Linked DNA regions of Homo sapiens: region 2 is linked to region 1. A link is a loop called in an ENCODE intact Hi-C map of the cell type or tissue named here. Cell type or tissue: dorsolateral prefrontal cortex. All regions are shown on one strand. Links, peaks and the distances in the headings refer to the core of each region. The heading gives the core; the rest is flanking DNA. Region 1 overlaps STEAP1B (STEAP family member 1B). Region 2 has its middle 170 kb from the start of SP4.

Evidence for each region. Peaks named below come from ENCODE experiments on the same cell type or tissue, not always from the same donor. Only the 100,000 strongest peaks of a DNase experiment are listed, where the experiment ranks them.
Region 2: a loop joins it to region 1, with 3 times the contacts of the local background. A loop is called at or near these places in 2 of 110 quality-filtered maps.

The regions. Positions count from the first base shown.
Region 1 is chr7:22,487,506-22,490,319 of GRCh38, forward strand. The region is part of intron 4 of STEAP1B (STEAP family member 1B); the gene reads right to left. Among named protein-coding and RNA genes, the nearest start is that of STEAP1B, 11 kb to the right of the region's middle. In dorsolateral prefrontal cortex, for the core only: CTCF peaks have their summits at 1,573 (motif pointing left) and 1,772; a DNase peak (open chromatin) is centred at 1,576; H3K27ac peaks cover 420 bases.
Region 2 is chr7:21,254,912-21,257,725 of GRCh38, forward strand. No RefSeq gene overlaps it. Among named protein-coding and RNA genes, the nearest start is that of SP4, 170 kb to the right of the region's middle. In dorsolateral prefrontal cortex, for the core only: CTCF peaks have their summits at 1,564 (motif pointing right) and 1,766; no DNase peak of the experiment used is centred there; H3K27me3 peaks cover 1,517 bases.

The sequences.
Region 1 (2,814 bases), core at 238-2,737:
ACATGCCGGGCGCGTTGGCTCATGCCTGTAATCCCAGCATTTTAGGACGCCGAGGATGGCGGGGGCGGGGGGGTGCATCACCTGAGGTCGGGAGTTCAAGACCAGCCTGACCAACGTGGAGAAACCCTGTCTCTACTAAAATTATAAAATTAGCCAGGCATGGTGATGCATGCCTGTAATCCCAGGCACTCTGGAGGCTGAGGCAGGGGAAATCACTTGAACCTGGGAGGCGGAGGTTACGATGAACCAAGATCGCACCATTGCACTCCAGCCTAGGCAACAAGAGCAAAACTCCACCCAAAAAAAAAAAAAAAAAAGAAAAAAGAAAAAAAAAAATCCACACATAGATTTACTATATTGCCTTTCCAAAAGAGAAAAGAATACAAGTAAAATATAAAACTGAGCAAATTATATTAGCATCTGTATCTCTGAATAATTGAAATCAGGACTGCCCCCAGAAAACCCCATCCACCCCATAATAAAGGGTGACTGGCATTCTAACCCATTTGTGAGGTTGAGAATCTGAAAAGTGACTACTCCCCACACGCCACCCCAGAAACTGCTGTGGCTGCACATACCTCCAACCACATCTGAAACAGGTGGCCAGGCTATTGTCCCAGTCCTCCGAGTCCCTTCTCTCCTGGCCCTTGACTCCACCCCCTCCCAAGGAGCAACTGCCCCATCCACATGGCCTCCAGGACCTGTTAGCCTGGGCACATGCTGTTTCCTCTTCTTCCCTGCCCCACCTATCCTTCCCACAGTGTGGCAGAGGATACCTTCCCAGATTTCCTGCGGGAGCCCTGCATTCTGTGTTTGGGGAAGGAGAAGAGGAAGGGCTTTATCATCTGAGCCACAACCTTTAACAACATACCTCCCTCCCATCTGTCAGTCTATGAGCCAGAAGAAGGCGAGTGCCCTTGCCCTACCTAGTCACCCTCGAGGCTGAGTGCCCAGGGACAGTGGGAATCAGAAGGGCTTGAATAAGTGGACCCCACCCTCATCCTCACCCATGCTGTGTTGCACTGTGGCCTTCTTTCAAAGTGAAAAAGTCAACTCTGAAATGCAGACCCAGTGGGGAATTTAAAACAAACACCTCAGCCCTAACAAAAGGGAAGATGGAAACAAAAGTTCTTGGTAGGTTCTGCCATGTTTTCACAGGAGCCACATCACTACAGATGATAATTCCAACAGCCCCTTGAGAGGAAACCACTGCTGACTGGCACCCAGCAGGCAGAAGCAGTCAGGGGACATATGCAATTGCAGACCTGAACCGCACAGACCTTGTCCCTTACACCCCAGTCATGCAGCCCTCAGTTTTCTAGCCTTTGAGCCAGTGCACATGAAGGTGGAGGCTGAGAAGGCTCTTAGAAATAAGCCAGGAAGGTCTTACATCTTGCCACGGACAAGTCCCCACGTAGATCAAATTGTTGAAGAAGCCATAAAAATGACTAGGAGTTGCAAAGACCGGATGCAGTACCCTTGGATAAGTTCTCTTCTACCCAAGGCTTTTTACTGGGAATGAAGAGTCACAGAGCAGGCAACAGCGACACCTGCTGTTCAGAATAGATTCAAACCAGGCAGGGAGAAACCAGAAACCCGAGTTCTCGCCATAGAGGCAGCATCGCCTGCACGTGACTTCACAAAAGAACATAAGACCTAGGGTCTGTCCTCCTATTGATTGTTTTGGGAGTCCTCATTTACCTGGTACAAGTAAGGAAGACACTGTCCTAGCTAATAATGTAACTAGTAGTTACAACATTCATGGACCATGAGTTTTCAGAGAACATAATACGGTCAAAGCACCATACTTAAACAGTACTATATTAAATGGACTCCCCTTAGCAATAGAAAAAGGTATAAGACCCTCAAGAAACATAGTTGATATGTCTGATAATTGGGCACCATTATGGGTTGAATTCTGTCCTCCAAAAAGATGTTGAAGTCATAAGCCCAAGTACCTGTGACTGTGACCTTACTGGGAGATAGGGTCTTTGCAGATGATCAAGTTCACCTGAAGTCATCAGGGTGTGCCCCAAGCCCACAGGACTGGTTTCCTTATAAAAAGGAGAATTTTGGACACAGAGACGGACAGGCACACAGGTGAACAGCATGTGACCGTGAAGGCAGAGACTGGGGCTGCATTGCATCTAGGAATGCTGAAGATTGTCAGCAATCACTAGAAGCCAGGAGACAGACCTGGAACAGGCTCTCCCTCACAGCCCTCAAAAGGCAATGCGGGCTCTTTTTTGGTTCCATATGAAGTTTAGAGCAGTTTTTTCCAATTCTGTGAAGAAAGTCATTGGTAGCTTGATGGGAATGTCATTGAATCTATAAATTACCTTGGGCAGTATGGCCATTTTCATGATATTGATTCCTCCTATCCGTATATCTGGGTTATTTTATAATCAGGAAAAAAGCACTAAATGTGAATAAAAGTGCTGAATTATTTTAGTTATAATGTTACCTTTCATGGTCCAGCCTCTGAAGTGCTTGAATTCTATACTTCCTATTCATGATCTGACTTTGAGCTTTATTAATTCCATTCCAAGCTATGCGTAATTTCTATTCCAAAAGAATGTTTTCTATCTTTTTGAAAACAATCCAAAAGATCTTTTTCGATTTATCTTTTTCTTCAAAATTATTTTAGTGATTTTATTTTATTTTTAGAAAACTTTTTTTTAAAAAACTGACAATTATATCTCAATTTGGTATTAAAACACTATTTTCCTGGTGCTTGAAAACTCAAAAATCTCCATTGTCTATAGTATAAAATACAGAATTTTAAAGCTTTTCTCTAGTGTATTTCCAAATTGC
Region 2 (2,814 bases), core at 126-2,625, 1.2 Mb before region 1:
GTTTCTATTTGCTTTCTTTTGAAATGGAAAAAATCAAATCTCACAGAAGTGATATCTTTACATTTTAAGGCCATTTCATATGTTAATTAGTTTAAAAGCAACATGAAAAAATGTTAGCTTGCACAAATACTTGCAGTTAACATTTTTTAAAGTGTGACTTTCTTGACTATTTTGGAGAAATAAACTCTGGTTGCTGTTGCAAGTTGAAAATGTTTCTGCCTGAGAGGTTGCATTTTGGGATCTGCACGGATTTAAATACTCCTCTACCTGCTTCTTCACTTAAATTTGAGTATTTGCAGCCACAGAATTAACCTATTGTAATGACTTGATTGCAATCTTCAATTTTATTGTTATGAAGGAAGAGTTTTCTTTCAAGGTTTATTTGCAAGTGTTAAATGGAATTAAGACAAAAAAAATCTTTATGCCATTTCCAAGAAACTGTTACCTAGAAGAAAAGGAAAGAGGATGTTAAATGGAGTTTTCAGATTTGTTGCTGGTACTGATGAAATTAACCAGATAAATTGTTTGGTACTCATTTTCATTTTCCTTACAGAGGCTCTGAGATTTTTTTTTAAGTAGTTTGCCAATTCTTGACTTCTTCATACCCAATCTTTATTTATATGAAATCACTTTTTTAAGTGTGAATTCACATACTATTCACAAGGTTTGTTGGCATAAGAATGAGATATGTGCTAAGGAAATCATTTAAAATGTGAGCTGGAATTCTCGATTAGTGGTAACAGTCTGACAAAATGGAGCCAGTGATGGCTCGAGTTTGTTAATATACACAGTCCAAATAGCAACATGAAAACTAAGAACTTCAGTTCGTTGGTGTGCTTGAGATTTCAGCTCACTGAAACCTCTGCGTTAGAGAGGAATTGCAAACAGAAGAGAATGAGATCCTGTTGTATGACAGGAATGATACTGCACTGGGGATTTTTAGGATTCCGAAGTATTTTACCAATACTCCCTAAATATGCTTTCCTACTTATTCTCGGCTTAGCCCTTACACTTTGATCTGATATTTTTCAAGCTTTTTCTTTCCTTAAACAGTATAATCATTTTGTTTTTCTTTCTGATCAGGAATATAATGATCTCACTTCTATTGCTTTTTTCAAACAGTAAGATTACATTTAAACAATGACAGGGAACAAAACTTAAGTATGATAAACACTTTTCCCATTGCTATAAACAACTGAAAAATAACAAAATTATCAAAATATTCTCATTTCAAAATTTTTCATTTTGTTTTATTTCAAAAATGCAATGAAGTCTCAAACATTTTCTTTTCCACCATTTTAATTGAAATTGGAAATTAAAATAAATTCTGTTTAAAGGGAAAACTAATTTTTAGTTAGAAATTAAACTCAAAGTATAATTTGCTTATACATTAATAAAGTATATATAACGTAAAGTATATTTAACCTTTTAAAGTTTTCCCCTTCCCTAGATAATTTTGTTATTTAAATGAATTGAATTATAAAATAATCTCATGGCACTGTGTAATATTTTACGATACAATCCAGTTAAAGAGGTGCTAAATATTTTAGAAACAGCCCACCAGAGGGCAGTCAGCTTTTAGTCTAACGTGTTGGAAATAGATAAATTTATTATGATGGCTAAGTTTTAAATAAAATATCTATTTAAATCACATAACTTCTTGCATCTAGGAGGTGAACAAAGTGAAGTTATGACTTGAGATTGAGAAGCCTGAGGCTTCAAACCATTTTGATAAAAAATCACCAAAGGACTAACAATTCTAACAATTGCCCTTCTGTACTCCCTCACACTCAACCTTTTCATTGTGATATTTATGTTTGGTTATAAAGTAAGATTTATTTTGATTTGAGATGTTTTGGTGCATTAATTTTTTTTCTAATCAGTGGAGACTTTGGGACAAGCTCCTGCTAAGAGAGAAAGAGAGAAGAGAGATTTTGTTTTCTTGCTCACCTGTCTGTATATTCCTACTAATTCCAAAATGAGTCTACTGTGGGTTTTAATGGAGCTTAATAATATTATTATACAAATGACACAGAAGAGATTCTGGAACATATGAATGGTGATTGGAGAATACATGGTTTGTTTCCTTGTGTAAACTCTAGGGGTGTTGGGCACTAAGTTGCCTCCAGTCACCTTAATAGTCAGAGATAATAACATCCACTTAGAAGAGGATTAAAAGAACACTGAAATCCTTGCATGTATTATTTTATTTAAAATAAAGAAGAGTCCATCTCTACTAAAGATACAAAAAAAAAAAAAAAAATAGCCGGGCGTGGTGGCGGGCACCTGTAGTCCCAGCTACTCGGGAAGCTGAGGGAGGAAAATGGCATGAACCCGGGAAGTGGAGCTTGCAGTGAGCCAAGATCATGCCACTGCACTCCTGCCTGGGTGACAGAGCAAGACTCCATCTAAAAAATAAATAAATAAATATAAATAAGAGTCATTGAGGTTTGGACAATGTTTTGTCATTGTTGTTATTACTATTATTATTGGCAAAATTCTGGTTGTCAAATTTCTGAGCCCTGAAAACAAAATCCTTCTCCTAAAGTCTGCAAAAGAGGCCATGAGTGAACAGAAATATTTATGAGAGCTGAGGTGCTTTCAGATACTCACTTGCTAGATTTCTTATAATAATCTTGTGAGGTATAAGACCCATGTTAAATAACTTGGTCAAGGTAACAGAAATGAGACTTATACCTTGTCATTTTCCTCTTCTCTCACTTGCCTTGGAATTAAGAAACAAAGAAGCTAAAGATTTTTTTTCCTTGTGTTGTTTATTTATTTTTGTTTTATTGGTTTTGGAACCCAAGTTTC